2 separate regions of the Homo sapiens genome follow, and region 2 is linked to region 1. A link is a loop called in an ENCODE intact Hi-C map of the cell type or tissue named here. Cell type or tissue: chondrocyte. All regions are shown on one strand.

Evidence for each region. A loop is a pair of places that touch in the nucleus more often than their neighbours do. Peaks named below come from ENCODE experiments on the same cell type or tissue, not always from the same donor. Only the 100,000 strongest peaks of a DNase experiment are listed, where the experiment ranks them.
Region 2: a loop joins it to region 1, with 2.8 times the contacts of the local background. A loop is called at or near these places in 9 of 110 quality-filtered maps.

What each region holds. Positions count from the first base shown.
Region 1 is chr12:15,785,411-15,793,410 of GRCh38, reverse strand. It overlaps EPS8 (EGFR pathway substrate 8, signaling adaptor), which reads left to right and starts at 4,023. Exons shown (of 21, transcript NM_004447.6): 1 at 4,023-4,250. RefSeq lists silencers at 3,816-4,165, 4,426-4,545, 4,876-4,955. In chondrocyte, CTCF peaks have their summits at 3,493 and 3,696; DNase peaks (open chromatin) are centred at 3,890 and 4,520.
Region 2 is chr12:15,533,010-15,541,009 of GRCh38, reverse strand. The region is part of intron 12 of PTPRO (protein tyrosine phosphatase receptor type O); the gene reads right to left. It overlaps LOC105369672 (a long non-coding RNA gene), which reads left to right. Exons shown (of 3, transcript XR_002957403.2): 3 at 1-1,122. Among named protein-coding and RNA genes, the nearest start is that of PTPRO, 210 kb to the right of the region's middle. RefSeq lists enhancers at 4,848-6,047, 6,463-6,552. In chondrocyte, no CTCF peak of the experiment used is centred here; no DNase peak of the experiment used is centred here.

The DNA of each region.
Region 1 (8,000 bases):
GAACAAATATAATAATCCAAGCAATTTGGTTTGTTCTTTCAACAGTGTGAAATAATAACAAGGGTGATAGCCAACCTGAAATTACTTGTCTACCAAGTTACACTTAGAAGATTTAGATCATCATAATAATAATATTCTAAGCTACAGTGTACCTTTTCTAGATTTACTCATGGATATGTTTTATGTTATATGGCTTTAAGGCTGTGAGTCTACAGAGGTATACACAGCAGTCCCTAAATTATATTCATACATCAGATTGGGGAGTGGGAGTGAACAGGGATGTTTGAAGAATTCTGACTCTTGGGTAATGTGGAGATAGCTCTTACTCCCCAGATAGAATTCAGTCATTATAATTTCTCCACATTTTCTGTATGTAGCATTTATACCCAGCTGTAGACTCTGCTCCTATATTTTGGGACAGAGTATTGCTCTGTCACCCAGGCTGGAGTGCAGTCAACTGATCTTGGCTCACTGCAACCTCTGCCTCCTGTGTTCAAGTGATTCTCATGCCTCAGCCTCCCAAGTAGCTGGGACTACAGGCGTGTGCCGCCAAGCCTGCTAATATTTGTATTTTCAGTAGAGATGGGGTTTCGCCATGTTGCCCAGGCTAATCTCCAACTCCTGTCCTCTGGTGATCGTTTGGCCTCGGCCTCCTAAAGTGCTGGGATTACAGATGTGAGCCAATGAGCCTGGCCTGCACCATATTTTGAATGCCCCATTCACTCCAGGTATCTATCTCCATTCTACATCATTCCTACATCATTTTCATCCCAAATGCCAACATATACTAATGAGATTTTCAAAAAGGAAAAACTTGTGTATAGTGATACTCTAAATAGGTAAGTTTGACATAGATTCTTAACAAAAGTATAAACCAGATTATTAACAATGGTTTTAGTGGGATCACTAATACCAGAATGGGTTAATCTGAAAACAGATCTTATTTAACTAGCTTCCTTTTTTTTTTTGAAAGAGTTTCTTGGACCAGTAGATTTGGGGATGCTAGAAACAGTAAATCTTTATTTCAGCAAAGCATCTAGAAAACCTTCATGAACTCCATGTTGGTTATGGTATGGGTGCATGGACTAAAGTGCTTGAAAAGTGTTGGTTCATAAATGACTGTTACCTTGGAGATCTATTTTGGCAGTGGGCTGTCTGAAGATACAGGGGAAAAGAAACCCCAAACCTAAGTGTTTTTTTCTGTTCTCTTATTCAACAATCAACATAGAAGACTTCTGTAAGCTCTGGTTACCAAGAAGTGTGTAAGAATTTCCCCTACCAGCAATCAACCAATCAATCCTGCAGCAGACACAAGCTGGGTGTCTTCAATTCAATTCTGAAACTATCTACCTGGAGATAATGTCAGATCCTACAGGTTGAGGGCTCAGTCCCACAAGACTACCCTGACTTCAGATGCCAAACAAAAAAGCCCCAGGTGGCTTTACTTGTGCTTCTGGCTGAACAACTAGAAATTAGGGTTCCCGTGACTCCCTCCTTGAGTTTGGTTATTTTGCTAGACCTGCTCACAGAACTCAGGGAAACATGTTTACCATTTTCTTATAAAGGATATTACAGAGGATACAGTTGAAGAGATGCATAGGGTGATTTATGCCCTCTCTGGGAGCACCGCCATCCAGGAATCTCCGTTTAGTTATTCATGTTCCCCTCTCTGGAAGTGCATGTAACCCATTCTTTTTTTTTTTTTTTTTGTGGAGGCTTTATTGCGTAGGCATGATTGATCAAGTCATGGGCCATTGGTGATCAGCTTAACCAGCCCCGGAAGTTAGAGGGTGGGGCTGAAGGTTCCAACACACTAATCATGCCTTGGTCCTTCCTATGACCAGTCCCCATCCTGAAGCTATGCTGGAGCCCCCAGCCATCAGCCAATTCATTCAAATACAAAAAGATGTTCATCACTTTGGAGATTTCAAGGATTTTAGGAGCTATATGTCTGGAAATGGGATGAAGACCAAATATATATTTTATAATATCACAGGCCTTTTTAAAGCCCGTTCTGTGTTACTGTTTCTTACTAGACGTAAATGGAGCCAAACAAGGCATACTTATTAAATTTACAAATGTTAAAAGTGATCACTAGTATTTATCTGAAATTGTGTCCTAAAACAAACACGATAAAATTTAATAAGAATAAAACAAAAATCAAGATTTAAATACATAGAAGTATAGACTATGAAAGGTGGAAGATACGGTTTAATTTAGTTGATGTGAAATAGACTTGGGTGTTCTGTTTGAATCTAGGTAGTGTGTGCTTGCATCAAAGGGGTGGCTGATCAGCAGCTGGAGAACTGGAACTCAGTTCTTGGCCCACTGTATTTGAATATTGTATTCTCAGTGCACAATTTAGAGAGGAGAATGAAAATCAAAACACATTCAAAGCAAGGTGAATAGTGTGATTATGGCAGCTCACTGCTATTTGAAAAACACTTAAAAGAGAATTTTTGAAGAAATGTATTAGATCTGTTGGTTACTTAATAGTTGCCCCTACTATTTCAAGGCTTGCAGTGTCTATAAAGAATGAGATTCATATTGTGTTGTTCCTAGGGGCAGAACCAAGACCAGTAGTATCAGGGAAGTTGATTTGATGTTCATAAATGATACAGGCTATAGTGTTAAGCAGACCTGGTTGTTAATTCTGGCGTCAGCATTGGCTTTGGCAAAAAGAAGGAAACTTCTGGGTTTCATTTTCCTAATGTGTTTAATAGGTATAATAAGGCCCATCTCATTTTAAGGACTAGGAATAATGTGTGTAAGTTGCTCAGTTCCTGGCATAGGTAAATATTCAACAAATAATCATGGTTATATGTAATGATAAAAATAGAAATTTACAACATTGGAAATGTTCAAGTGGATAGTGGTCTGGTGGAAATATTGGAGAGAGTATTCCCACTTAAAATAGGGGACTGGACTTAGCCGTTATATCGATTCCAACTTTTAGAATGGTTTGAATGTCCACCTTGGCATGTTACGTCGTTTCTCCCTGACTGTGCTTTTATTTGCTTCACAAAGCAAGCAAGTCCAATCTCTTTTAACCAAGTTTAATTTATAGGCTTTCGTGGACTTCTGGAAGTCAACTGACTTCGAAGTTAGGACAGCATGGGGGGATTGGGGGAGTAGCTATGACAATGAGGAGTTTTAAGAGTGAGAAAACACAATGTCTATGAGAACATGGACTTCTCTTTTAGAGGCTCCATGAGCTACTCAGAGAGGAGGTTATGAGGGTTGGTTAAGGTACGAGAGGCACAAAGTGAAAGAAGCCTCCACTACTTCAAACCACATCAGGGCTTTTGGCAAGAGCTACATGAAAAATAGGCTCACAGGCAGCCTGGCGAGGCGGGTCTGGGCTTGCAGGCTGGCGCTAAGGACCGGCAGTTGGGAGACTCTCAGGGACCCGATGGAGGGCCTTGGGCACCACCAGTTTACCGCATGGGTTGGAGAGACAAAAAAAGAGGAGAGCGACAAAAGGGGGAAAATAGGTCCGATGATCAGAGGAGGAAGACGAAGGCTGGCTGGTCATTAGATGCGTCTTGTTTGCCGCCAAAGGGCAGGGGTTACGAGCTGTGCAGCCAGACTGGGTGTTGCAACCCGAGCGCTCCCTCCGCCCGGGGCGTCCATCCTCGCCGGGGGCGAAGCTCTCCACACGCTCTTTGCCCCTTCCTGCGCCTCCTGGCTGCTAGTCAGTCCTGTTAGGGCACTTCTGGAAACCTGCTGTCGACTCGCTGCCTTGGTCCGACTTTGATCGCGGCCTTGATAACTTGGCGCAGCGCCCCGTCTCCTTTCCTCCGGTCCCTCTCCCGCCCACCCGGCCTCACCGGCCACTTCGCCTCAAGCGCTGGAGTCGACCAGAACTCTGCGGCTCGGCTGCCGGCAAGACCCGGATAGCGGATTTCGCTCCTGGCTGCGGGGCGCGCACTCGCCCGCCCGCCCGCTCGCTCGTTCCTCGCGCGGGCACTGGGCATGCGCGGCGCGCGGTTGGCACTGGCTGCGAGCGGGCGGGCGGCTCCAGACTTCACAGGCAGCAGCTAGCGAGGCGGTCTCGCCCGGCGCGAGGCCGGCGCTGTGCTCGCCTCGGAGATCGCTGCTCTTTAGCTGGGTGCAGAAGGCGGCTCCGCGGCTCGCGGACGACTGGCTGGGCGCGAATCAGATTGGGGGGCTTTCTCCCGGTCCCCTCCCACCTCGTCTGGGCTCGCGGCGTCTCCGGGGAAAGCCGTGGCCCCGAGGGCGGATCCGAGGTAAGAGCCCCTTGGCGAAAGGCGCCGGTCCCGGGGTCCGGCGGCTTTGACTTTCTCGATTTTAAAAATCCGCCTTTGTGTGCTGGAATCGGAGCGGTGCCAGGAGCCGCGTCCGCCTCCCTTCACTTTGACTGCTTTCAACTGGTGTTGGCAGCCAGGTGCGGTAGGGCGCTGCGGCCGGAGGCGTCCGCTCGCCGGGTCCGGGCAAGCTGTGGGGCCCGTGCAGACCCGCGCCCAGGGCTCCGGGAGGCTGGGCAGGGAGGGTTCGCCGTGGCCCAGTGATATTCATGGTAACCTGAGCTTCCGCAGATACACCTGCGCTCATCTGGTCCGTGGGGCGACTGCAGACCGAGTATCCCGATCTCGGCTTATTACGTTAGACTTGGGATTTGTGCGCTGCTCTGCCAACCCGCCTCAAATGGGGAGGGGTTCTTTTCAAAATGACCCTTTAGGGCAGGGTCCCACCCCCGTTTACCCCCTCGAATTAACATAGCTAATTGTTTCGGAATCGTTGTCAATGCCTAATGGCTGTTGACTTTCTTAGCTTGCTCCACTTTACTCACCATTTTACTTTTGGGAAGACAGACGGCCTTTCTCCGGTTGTGGTCAGTTCATGCATTTGAAAGGGGTTTCCCCACCCATGTACTCCCTGCCCTCTCCGATGTTCTCACTCTTACTTTCCTTCCTAGGACTACCTGTTTGCAAAATCTTTGCACCGACCGTTCTCCGGCAGTGTTTCTCAAATCCTCCTCCTCCCATAGGGCCCGTAGTACTGTTGGAATCTCGCGGGGGGCAGGACGCCGTGGTTAGGATTTGAAATCCGCAGACATCTAGAGCGGTGAAGGATTAGGAATTAGAATCCTCCTTTACAAAATATGTTTCAGTGAAATGTGTTACTGCTTCTCTTTTCAAGGTTTCTTGCCTTAGATAGTAAGGGGAATAGGTAAAAGAGCTAATATGTTAGGATGAGTTCAGGTAAAACTTGATTTCAGATGTGTGAAGAGTGTGACTTTTTGGCTTTGTCATTTTTGGGAAATAGGAGAGTTAGGATTCCGGGCAATCTTCTTTATATTGAAAAAGCCCCTCAAAGTAACTGTGTTGTGTATTGCCTCTAGTTTATTTTCATTGAAAGGACTCCATTCTTCCACAGCTCCTTGGGTTCTGGAAAGTGAGCACTAGTAATGGACGTCATGTGGTAGTGAGTCTATTGGAATTAAAGTCAATGTCATCCTGTCTCACCTAGTATAGATTTTTTGTTTGGGATCGCAGTTTTCTAAACATATTGCTGTAGTTCTTAAGTTGCTGGTGTGGAAAATTTTTGGTCACGAATTCACACTTTTACTTACAATTTGACAGTTAAAACAGTATAGAATTGTCACATAAAGGGTAAGGTAGAATGTATCACAAATGCAATAGTGATAATATAATGCCTTTATTGCAGAATACACAGATTGAGACTTTGTAAGATTGCACCACAAGTCATTCACTTTATAGCAGAAAAAAAAGAAGGAAAATATAATTTGCTTTTAATTCTACTATTCTGAGATAACCGCTGTTTACAAGACTTGGTGCATTCTCTTTGTAATTTTTTTCACTTCCCAATGTCATTGAATATTATATAGTAATTTCCAGTAAGTGTAATTTAACTTATACTGTTAGTAGCCCCACTCTTAATAGGGTGATGTTTCTTTTGTTTCCTGTCAGGAACCTAATGTCTAATTTTGAATATTTTGCTTGTTTGTGATCAAACTTAAAGATTTATTTTGTTTTTATTTCTAGCTTTTTCCTGCTTTCAAGGTTTTATCAATACTGATTCTTTTCAGATACCAGTTCTTTTCTATGCTATGGCATAGGCTTGCTACTCTCTACTTTGTGTTTATTACATTCCAAATCCTAGTTATTTTCTTACACTCTGTTTCACACCCTTTACCCTACTGCTTTTTATTCTTCTCTCTACTCCCTTCTTTTACATACCTCTTTTAATTCTGCAGCAGGTCACTTGAACCAAGGTTTGTATAAGAAAACATAGTATCCAGAATAGGAAATGATAGGTTTTTAAAAGTTGTCTCTTTAAATACTTGAAGTTCTATTGGATGAATATTTTAACACTGATTTATGTAATATTTATATACAACTCAGCTTTCCTGAGTTGTGTGAAACATACTTGGTAGTTACACGGATCATCACAAAACAACATAAGTTAATGATAAGGTACAAACTTTTGGACATCTGTAGAGGTATGTCGGGGGAAAAAGTGGAATTTTAATTAAAGTATTCTGGCTATAGTAAATCCCTCCTGGGAATTATTAATACTACATGAAATTGTTTGCAGCTGTTAGTGATTGAAAATATTTTTGTAAGAAAAATTCTGCATTGGAATAGTTGCAAACATTTTAAGTTGAATATATGCAAGAAAGTTTAAGGGTCTTCAGTGCTTCACTACAACCTTTTCAGTATTTTCTAGATGTATTCCTAAATGGGATTTAAAAAAATAGACCTTATTTCTCAGAAGTTTTGGATTTACAGGAAAGCTACAAATACGGTGTCTATATACCCCCATACCAGCTTCCCCTCTTATTAACATCTTGTATTATTGGTATTTGTTACTATTAATGAACCAGTATCAGTACATTAGTATTAACAAAGTTTATACTTTATTTAGATTTCCTTAGTTTTTAATGTCCTTTTTCTGTTCCAGGACCCTACCATCCAGGACACCACTAAATGTATTTCCTCGTAATGTCTCCCTAGGCTCCTCTTGGCTGTGACAGTTTGTTAGACTTCCTTGTTTTTGATGATGTTTGAGGAGTACTGGTCAGGTATTTTGTAGAATACATTTGCATTGGAATTCATCTAATGTTTTTTCTCATGATTAGACTGTGATTATAGGTTTTTGGTAGAAAGATCACAGAGGTAACGTGCCATTTTCATCTCATATCAAGGGTATATACTATCAGTATGATTTGTCACTGTGATACTCATCTTTATCACCTGGCTGAGATAGTGTTTATCAGATTTTTCCACTTTTCTCCACCTTTTTCATGCTGTGCTCTTAGAAGGAAGGAACTGTGTATAGCCTATACTTAAGGAGTAGAGAGTTATGCTTCCCCCTTTGATGGTAGAAATCTATATAAATTATTTGGATATTTTTCTCCGTGGGAGATTTGTCTCTTCTCCCCCATGTATTTATTTACTCAATCATATTTATTTTGTTCTGGACTCATGGATATATATATATTATATAAATATAAAATCTATCTATCTATCTAAATATTTTGGGTTATAATACAATGCTACTTTGTTACAGCTTGACTCCAGTGCCTCTTTGACATACTACCATCAATGTGAATTTTGTTTTTTTGGAAGCATTTCCTTACTTTCTGGTATTATGAGATGCTCTAGGTTCATCTGTATACATCTTGCCACAGTCCTAGAATCAGTCATTTCTCCAAGGAATCTGGATCATTTTGTTGGGGAATGGTGTTAGAAACCAAGATCTGGGTGCTAGGTGTGCTTGTTGCTACTGTGGTATCATTGCTTCTAGGTTCTCTCATGTGACAAAGCAAGAAATACATGTGTGTATATGAACATATCTGTACATATTTTTATGTAACAGTTTGTATCCATGTTTAACTATGAATTTACATTTTATCTGTAATGCTAATTCATTACCACAGGTATCATTCTAGCCTTCTCCCTTTGTTTATATGTAAACTTACTCCAACAGTGAGAAGAAACCTGGTTTGCACC
Region 2 (8,000 bases), 250 kb after region 1:
ATACCCTCTAAAAGCTTTCTAATATTGCTGGCGTTCCACTCAACTAGCTGGCCTTCCCTATTTTCTTTTCTTCTCTCTCATTCCATGCCTCTCCGGGTTTGGACTGAGAATCCAATCTAATTTTATAAGAAAATCAAGTACAATGCATAGAATATGGGCAGACTGGAAGGCTGCAAGGCCATCTCTACCATTTAATTTAGATTGGATTATGAGAGGCTCAAGCTGTTGCCTAGGATCTCTGGGGAGTGAAAGTGACCTTCCTGAAGTGTGAGCTAGTGTCTGATTCTTATTCTGTGCTCTGGCAGCAAATCTCTTCCTTTTCTCAGGAATTCCAAAGGGAATAGTCAGATGTAATATTTAGCCTAGGAGCAGAATGTAATGTGTTTATTGTCTAAAACCCATCTTTCTCTGATAGCTATTACATTGTTTCTTCTTTTAATGTGACTCATTAATTTAGCTGCCTAGAGAATGATGTTTATGAGGCCAAGATTATATCCATAAGGACCAGCGTGGTGAGTCATTTTACAAATGTGCAACATTGGTAATAAGGAAAATTAAGTAGAAAAGTATTGTTAAAATTATCTTAATCCATGATCCACATAACAACATTTATTTTCAATCTTTAGCCTCACTGATAACAGTTTTTTAGAATGCTCTTCATATGCAAAGCATAAATGTTAACATCTATATTGTCATAAGTCTTTTAAATTTATTTTTATTTTCCTCAACTCAAGCAACTCTATGTTAAGCAGCGTAAGTCATATAGTATATTCGACTTGGCCAAAGGAAGCATCTGCAATGTAAGCAGTGTGGACTGCAGAAACTATGCTCAAGTTGGTGAAATAACATCTGCAAAAGAAAGCACTGTCTGAAAGGAAAATAAACAAGAGGTATAGAAATTATTCAGGGTGAGTTAAGATTGATATGCAATGAAATTAAGGAGAGAAATATTTACATTAAACAGCAGAAGTCTTTGTTAGACCTGAAGTTTATTAGACCTTGTCTTGTTGACTTAGGGAAATTCTTTTCCTAGATACATTTAACAAGTAATTTGAACATTTAAAAAAAAAACCAGGAAATAAAAAAAAAAATTCAGGCAAATATTTAGCACCTGAAAACACATTAAATTATGAGGCCTTTTTCCTATATATAAAAATAAAATTTTCTCAGGAGTTAGAAATGTCTGTCATTTGCATTACTTTTTAACTATATTCTTTTTTTTTTTTTTTTTTTTTTTTTTTTTTTTTTGAGACAGAGTCTCAGTCTGTCACCCAGACTGGAGTGCAGCGGCGCAATCTCAGCTCACAGCGACCTCCGCCTCCCGGGTTCAAAAAATTCTCCTGCCTCAGCCTCCTGAGCAGCTGGAATTACAGGTACCTACGACTACACCCAGCTAATTTTTGTAGTTTTAGTAGAAACAGGGTTTCACCATGTTGCGCAGGCTGGTCTCGAACTCCCGGCCTCAAGTGATCTGCCCGCCTCGGCCTCCCAAAGTGCTGGGATTACAGGCAGTGAGCCACTGTGCCCAGCCTTACCTATATTCTTTAAGGCTTAGAGATAGCAAGTATAATATCTTCTTCTGTGAATCACTAGATGGGTTGATAGTTTTAGTACCTTAAGTAACTTCTAAAGATCAATAGAGTTTTTCAGAGAAAGCTCCCATTTAACATTACTTTCTTTTTTTTAAATTTTTAAAAATTTGCATATGTTTATGGGATACTAGTGTAATTTCGTTACATGCATAGATTGCATAGTGGTGAAATCAGGTCTTTCAGGGTATTCATTACCCACATAACATACATTGTACCTACTAAATAATTTCTCATCATCCACCCACTTCCCACCCCCTCACCCTTCTGATTCTCTTCACTTAGTTTCAAAACAAATATCTGAATACCTCCTTTTCAGTGGTTCCAGGAGCATGTGCTTTTACTTAGCATTTTTATTTTGTTAGGAGTCATATATTGCAAAATTCTTAGAATAAGATCAGCACTTTCATTGCATCATTAATCTTGCTGCTTTTATTCTGAACTCAGGTATGGAATGAAATTCTAAAAGTTGAAGGAGCATAAAAGATCATCTAGCCCAGACTCATTTTATAGATAGGAAGCTGGAATTCAGAGGGTCTGAGTTACTTTGCTATGGTAACACAATTTGTTTGTGAGGGCAAGAACTGGGATCCACACCTCTGGACTCCTAATCAAGGGTCCTTATTACACCTGTTTTCCTCCCAATCAGCGAGTTACCCAGTCAGTTGCATATAAGTGGGGATGACCAGGCCTCCAGAAAAATTCCTTTGCTTAGAAGACCAACTTTTCCAGAGTGGGCACTTGCTTGTGTATTTAGGTCAATGCCAGACTTCACAGTCATTGCCCTATGTGTCCCTCCTTCAGATTCTTCCAATACATTGGAGAGAATCATGTACCTGCAGAATATGCAGTACCTTATGATGGGCAGGAGAAATGCCTTTAGAGAAGTGCTAAAGTGGGCCGGGCGCGGTGGCTCACGCCTGTAATCCCAGCACTATGGGAGGCACTTGCGGGCAGATCAAGAGGTCAGGAGTTCGGGACCAGCCTGACCAAAATGGTGAAACCCCATCTCTACTAAAAATACAAAAATTAGCCAGGCGTGGTGGTGCGCACCTGTAATCCCAGCTACTTGGGAGGCTGAGGCAGGAGAATCGCTTGAACCTGGGAGGCAGAGGTTGCAGTGAGCAGAGACTGCACTCCAGCCTGGATGACAGAGTAAGACTCTGTCTCAAAAAAAAAAAGAAGCACTAAAGTGGTTTGGTATGCCTCTGGGCAGTTGACAAACCATGGTGACACTCAGAAGACTGCAGTGAGGAGGGGTATATTGAGGCGAGGGATTGGTTAGTGTCAGGCCCAGGTACAGAGCCATGGGACTGTGGCATGGCTGTCACTGAGAACCTAAATCAGAAAACAATGCTTGCATGGGGCTGCTGGCCATGGAGGTATATATCAGAAGAGTAGCATGGCAGGTATTGCCCCCTGCAAACCTAAAGAACATGCATGTGTTTATCTTACAAGAAGTCAATCAGAAGAAACCATCCACAAGCGGCTATCATGATCTTCACTCTGCTCACTATCCCATTAATGCCCATACTGTCTGTTTGTCTGTCATTGTCTTCCTGAAGATATATCCAGACCCAATCCTTCCACTGGATCCCCGGGTTCCATCTCCTCTGCTCCAGTCAAGGACATCACACCAAGTCTCACCTCTAACTATGCTGCATCAACAGTTTTCTCTGTTTTGTTGGATCATTTTGCTTAGTCTACAGACAAGCTGTTTTCACTCACTTAAAGAAAACAAAATAAAAACAAAAAACTACCAAAAATTCTTGGATTCTTCTATTCTTTAGCTCCTGTGCATTTTAGATTTTTTTTTCCCGTCACCATGGCACCCAAATGCCTCTTCTCAAAATCACCAGTGACTTCTGGGCTGCTAAGATCAGTGGTCAATTCTCATTCCTCATCTTACCAGATTTGTTCACAGGTTTGACCTGGACAATCTCCACTCGCTGAGGCTTTCTCTTCCCTTGGCTCCTGGGACAGGACACTTTTCTGTGCTCTTTCTTGCTTCCCTGGCCAATGCTCCTCAGTCTCTTTTGCTGGTTTTTACTCACCATCTCCATGTCTTAAAGTTGGAGTGGCCCAGGGCTTAGTTCCTGGATAGCATTATTTTTTCTTTATTGAGTCTTTGTTAACTCATCACATCTGTCGCCTGCCTACACTCAAATTTATATTTTTAGTCCTGAAGTCTTCACTGAATCCAAGCTCCTTTATCTAACTGCCTGCTCAGTATTTATTTAATGGTTTCATAGGAACCTTCAAAATGTTGACCCACCCAGACCTGAACTTCTGACATTGCCCCAAACCAGCCTGTCCCATAATCTTTTCCAAGTTAATAAATCAAACCTCTGTCTTTCCAATTGCTCAGGCCGCAAATCTTGCTGTGTCTCTAGGCTGCTTTTACTCATTCATAGACAACATCTAAGTCCATCAGCAGATTTTCTCAGCAACACCTTCAAAATAAATTTTGAATCTGACCACTTTTCATCGCCTCTGTGGCTCCCAGTCTGACCTAAACAAGTATAATCTCTTATCTGGACAGACTCAGTGTTCTCTAAACTTTAAGGTGACCATGTAATTTATCAAAAATGTCCACACGGGAACACTTTTGGGGCAGAAAAGCCTTGCCCCAAATCCTAAAGAGGATTACTGCCTTTTAAATAATCCATAAGAGTTGCAAAGTGGTATTGTCTAAGGCAACAGGGATGTATGGTCATATTACCTAATTGGCTCCTTCCTGCTCTTATCCTTGCCCTGAACAATCTATTATCACCAGAGTGACCCAGTGAAACCCGTTAGGTTATGCGCCTCTGCTTAAAGCATGCAATGGAGAATCATCTCACTCACAGGAAAGTGTCTTTTCAATGACCCTACACGGTCTGTTCCCTTGCTACCTCTCTGCCCTGTATCTATGGCTCTCTACCTTGTTTGTTCCATTGCAGCCACACTGCCTGCCTGACTTTTCCTTGAACTTGCCAGGAACACTATGCTTCCATAGCTGGGCACCTGTGGTTCCTTCTGCCTACAGAATCTCATCCCAGTGATCTCTTTGGTTTACTCCCTCATCTCCTTTAGGCTCTGACTCAAACATCACCTTCACAGTGACACTTACTCTACTCCTCACAAAAATTGCACCCATCCCCCACAGCACTTCCTATCCTCTTTTCCTCTTTCACTTTTCTCCATGACACTTATCACCATTTAACATTCTTATATTTATGTTTATCATCTCCTTTTCTCCATTAGAATGAGGGTTGACATTTTTGTCAGTTTTGTTCATTTCTGTATGCTCAGAACCAAGAATAGTGTGTGGCATATAGTAAATGCTAAGTAAATATTCTCTGATTCACAGGATGAATAATTTTTTAAAAAAGTATAAGACCTTAAGCATTTTATTAGCTTCTTTCTAGCTGACTGGCAGCCTACAGATTTCTATGTATCTATAACCATATTTGAGAGAGACAGAGAGAAAAAGCCTACTATCCCCCAAATACTTAACATTTCAAAGTATTTTGATTTTTTTCTTGTCCATAGCCAAATTATGTTTTAAAGATTTCTAATCTCTATAAAGGTTTGTATGAGTAAGATTAAGAAAATCAAGCCAATGTCCCTAAGACCAAATTCCAAAGAGGAACGGAAAGTCACAAAAGTGGGTATGAGGCTCCTCCCTGTTCTGTTAAATTTTTTAATAGAAAAAATGAAGTTTGAAGGAAAAAGGCCACACCCCAGTCCAGGAATAGAAGCAGCAGATGGATAAAAAGTACGAAATGACTGTTTCTGGACCAAGACCTAGCAATGTATAAAGCGTGTCACATTTCTCTAAGCGCCAGCTTGTTCAAATGAGGACATAGCACTGAATTATCTCCAAAAGCTCTCCTAGCACTAAAGTTATATGATTCCTTATCTCGAACGTGCCCGAACATGTCTGTGGTCAGGATAAAGCATAAGTTTGATGATGGTGGTGTGCAATTCTGTTTTTGTTTTGTTTTGTTTTGTTTTCTCTGACCTCCTTAGCTGTTCCTTTCCACTCTCTCTTTCTGATGCTTCCTGCTAAGCTGAATTTCTAACTGCTGGGGTGGCTCCTCTAGAGTTGATCCAGGGCTTCTCTTTTCTTCCCTGTCTTTACTTACTACTTGGTGATTTCATCCAGACACTTCCAAATTTATATTTCCAGCCCAGAATTCTCCCCTGGCCTTCACATCTGCACCGGGATATCCAATAATCATTTTAAATTTGTTTACATCCAAAGAAGAATCCTTGATTCTTACTTCACCCTAAATGTCCTCCTCCTGTAGTTTTACTAGTCATCTCAATCTCAGTGAATTGCGCCACCATTTGTCCTAGTTGCTCAAGGGTGAAGCCTGGGAGTCATTAATTTCCCTTTCCCTCACTTCGTGTTTCTGCCGTATCAGAAAGTTCTGTGGACACAACCTCCAAAAGAGCTCCTGAATTCTGTCCACTTCTCTTCATCTCCATTACAACCACCGTAGTCAAAGTTACCATCACTCTCTTGCAACTTCTTTGAATTAGAATATAATTTTTAAAGCTGGCACAAATAGCCCCTTAATTAGTTCCCCTACTTTCATTGTTGATACAATAATCCCTTTCTCATTAAGCAACCAGAGGGATTGTTTTAAATGTAAATCGGACTGTTTATTTTAAGTTCTCTAAATGGCCCTTCATTACTCTGAAGATAATATTCCAACTGCATGCCTTAAAAGATCTATACTCAGGCCTGCCTGTTCCCTCTGTCTGGCATCCTCCTTCTTGGCCTTTTTGTGGCTGGTTCTTCTTGTTATTCAGACCATAGCCTCCATGGCTTCCTCAAAGAAAGCTTTGACCACACAGTCATTCTGCACCACATTTCCCTGTTGTAGAGCACTGTACAGCACTATTACCATCTTCCCCTTCACTAGATCATAAGCTCCTTGTGAACAGAAAGTGAAAGTAGCGCTCTGGGTTCATTACCATCACGACTACCACAAGTACTCTGGCATCTGAGTAGTACTTAGAAGGTTCTTAATATATATTAGTTAAATGGATTGATGAATGGATATTCTATTACCAGAGAGCTATTTGTGATGTGTCCAACACGTCTCATTCCTGTTTTTTCTTTCCTTTCTTTTTCTTTTTTTTAAGGTTGGGAAACTGATTATCTTATGTAGACTTAACATGTCCTCTTAAAGTTGGCCCAGGGATCCAGGTTGATTCACCAAGACTAGAAGATAGTAATGACTGACTGTCAAAGGGACCTGTCACCACATACCACCAAAGTTTCGTGAAACTGCTGGCAACCTAAAATTCCTAATGGGATGGTTGGTTCAACATCCTGGGAAAAGCACCATTATTGGTGCATTTCTTTTTATGGATGTTTATTGATGATACAATGTTGAGAATTATTGGCAACTGTTTGAGGGCTCTCTACCCTTGCACATGACACATTAGATTAATTTATATGATACTGGACTCATTGGTAGTTTGGTTTCTTTCTATAGAGGTAGAACCTACCCTCCATGACACAGGAGTCATTCAGAGGCATTCTAAAGAGGCCTCTATTATAGATAAATTGAACTGCAGGTTAGCCCAACCAGTTACGGCCCCAGCTTTAACAATGGCATTCTGATTCAAACATGCTCTGAAAAATCTGTGCCAAAGTTGTATTTTTCTTTAAAGGAGAATGACTATGACTTCTATATATATCAAAATGAATGCTGGGAAGAAACATAAAACAACTAGAATGAAAGTTCTGTAAAAAACACACACAAACACACACAAAACCTGCAATTCAGGTACTACTAAAGCAAGATATTATTTCACTTCTCTGAAAGGTTAAACTTGTTCCGATTAAATATTAACTGCAATACTATGTTCAACTTTGAGGTCCGCAATTTCAATTCATTCAACAGTATCTGTTAAGCAGTTATAGGTGTTCAGGCATTGTGTTATATAAAATGGAAAGGGCTTATATACACAATAACATGATTAGTAGAACAGATCTTTTGACTAAAGGATAAAAACCAACATTATATGTTTTCAAGAAAATAAGAAAGGCACATCATAAAAAGATTGTCTTGTCTACAGAGAGGAATAAGATAGAAACAATATTCCATTTGATATTTAAGATACCAATAAGAAAAAGGTTATTGATCCTAAGGGTTACATTAACTAGAAATAATTTCCATGAAAACTCAACTTTCCTTCTTGTAAAGTTTAAATAAATTTTCCAAGCTGGTTTACATAGTCCATTCTATTATCAGGGAGACATGGAGACTCCAAACATTTTGATAAGTTTGGGAAACTATCATGGTTTTAACTCACAGTCCTATGTAGATACAGTTGTACTAGTTCATGACTTTGACTCATATTCCTGAGGCACCTTCGACCATGATGTCACATAGAAATTTCAGTGAA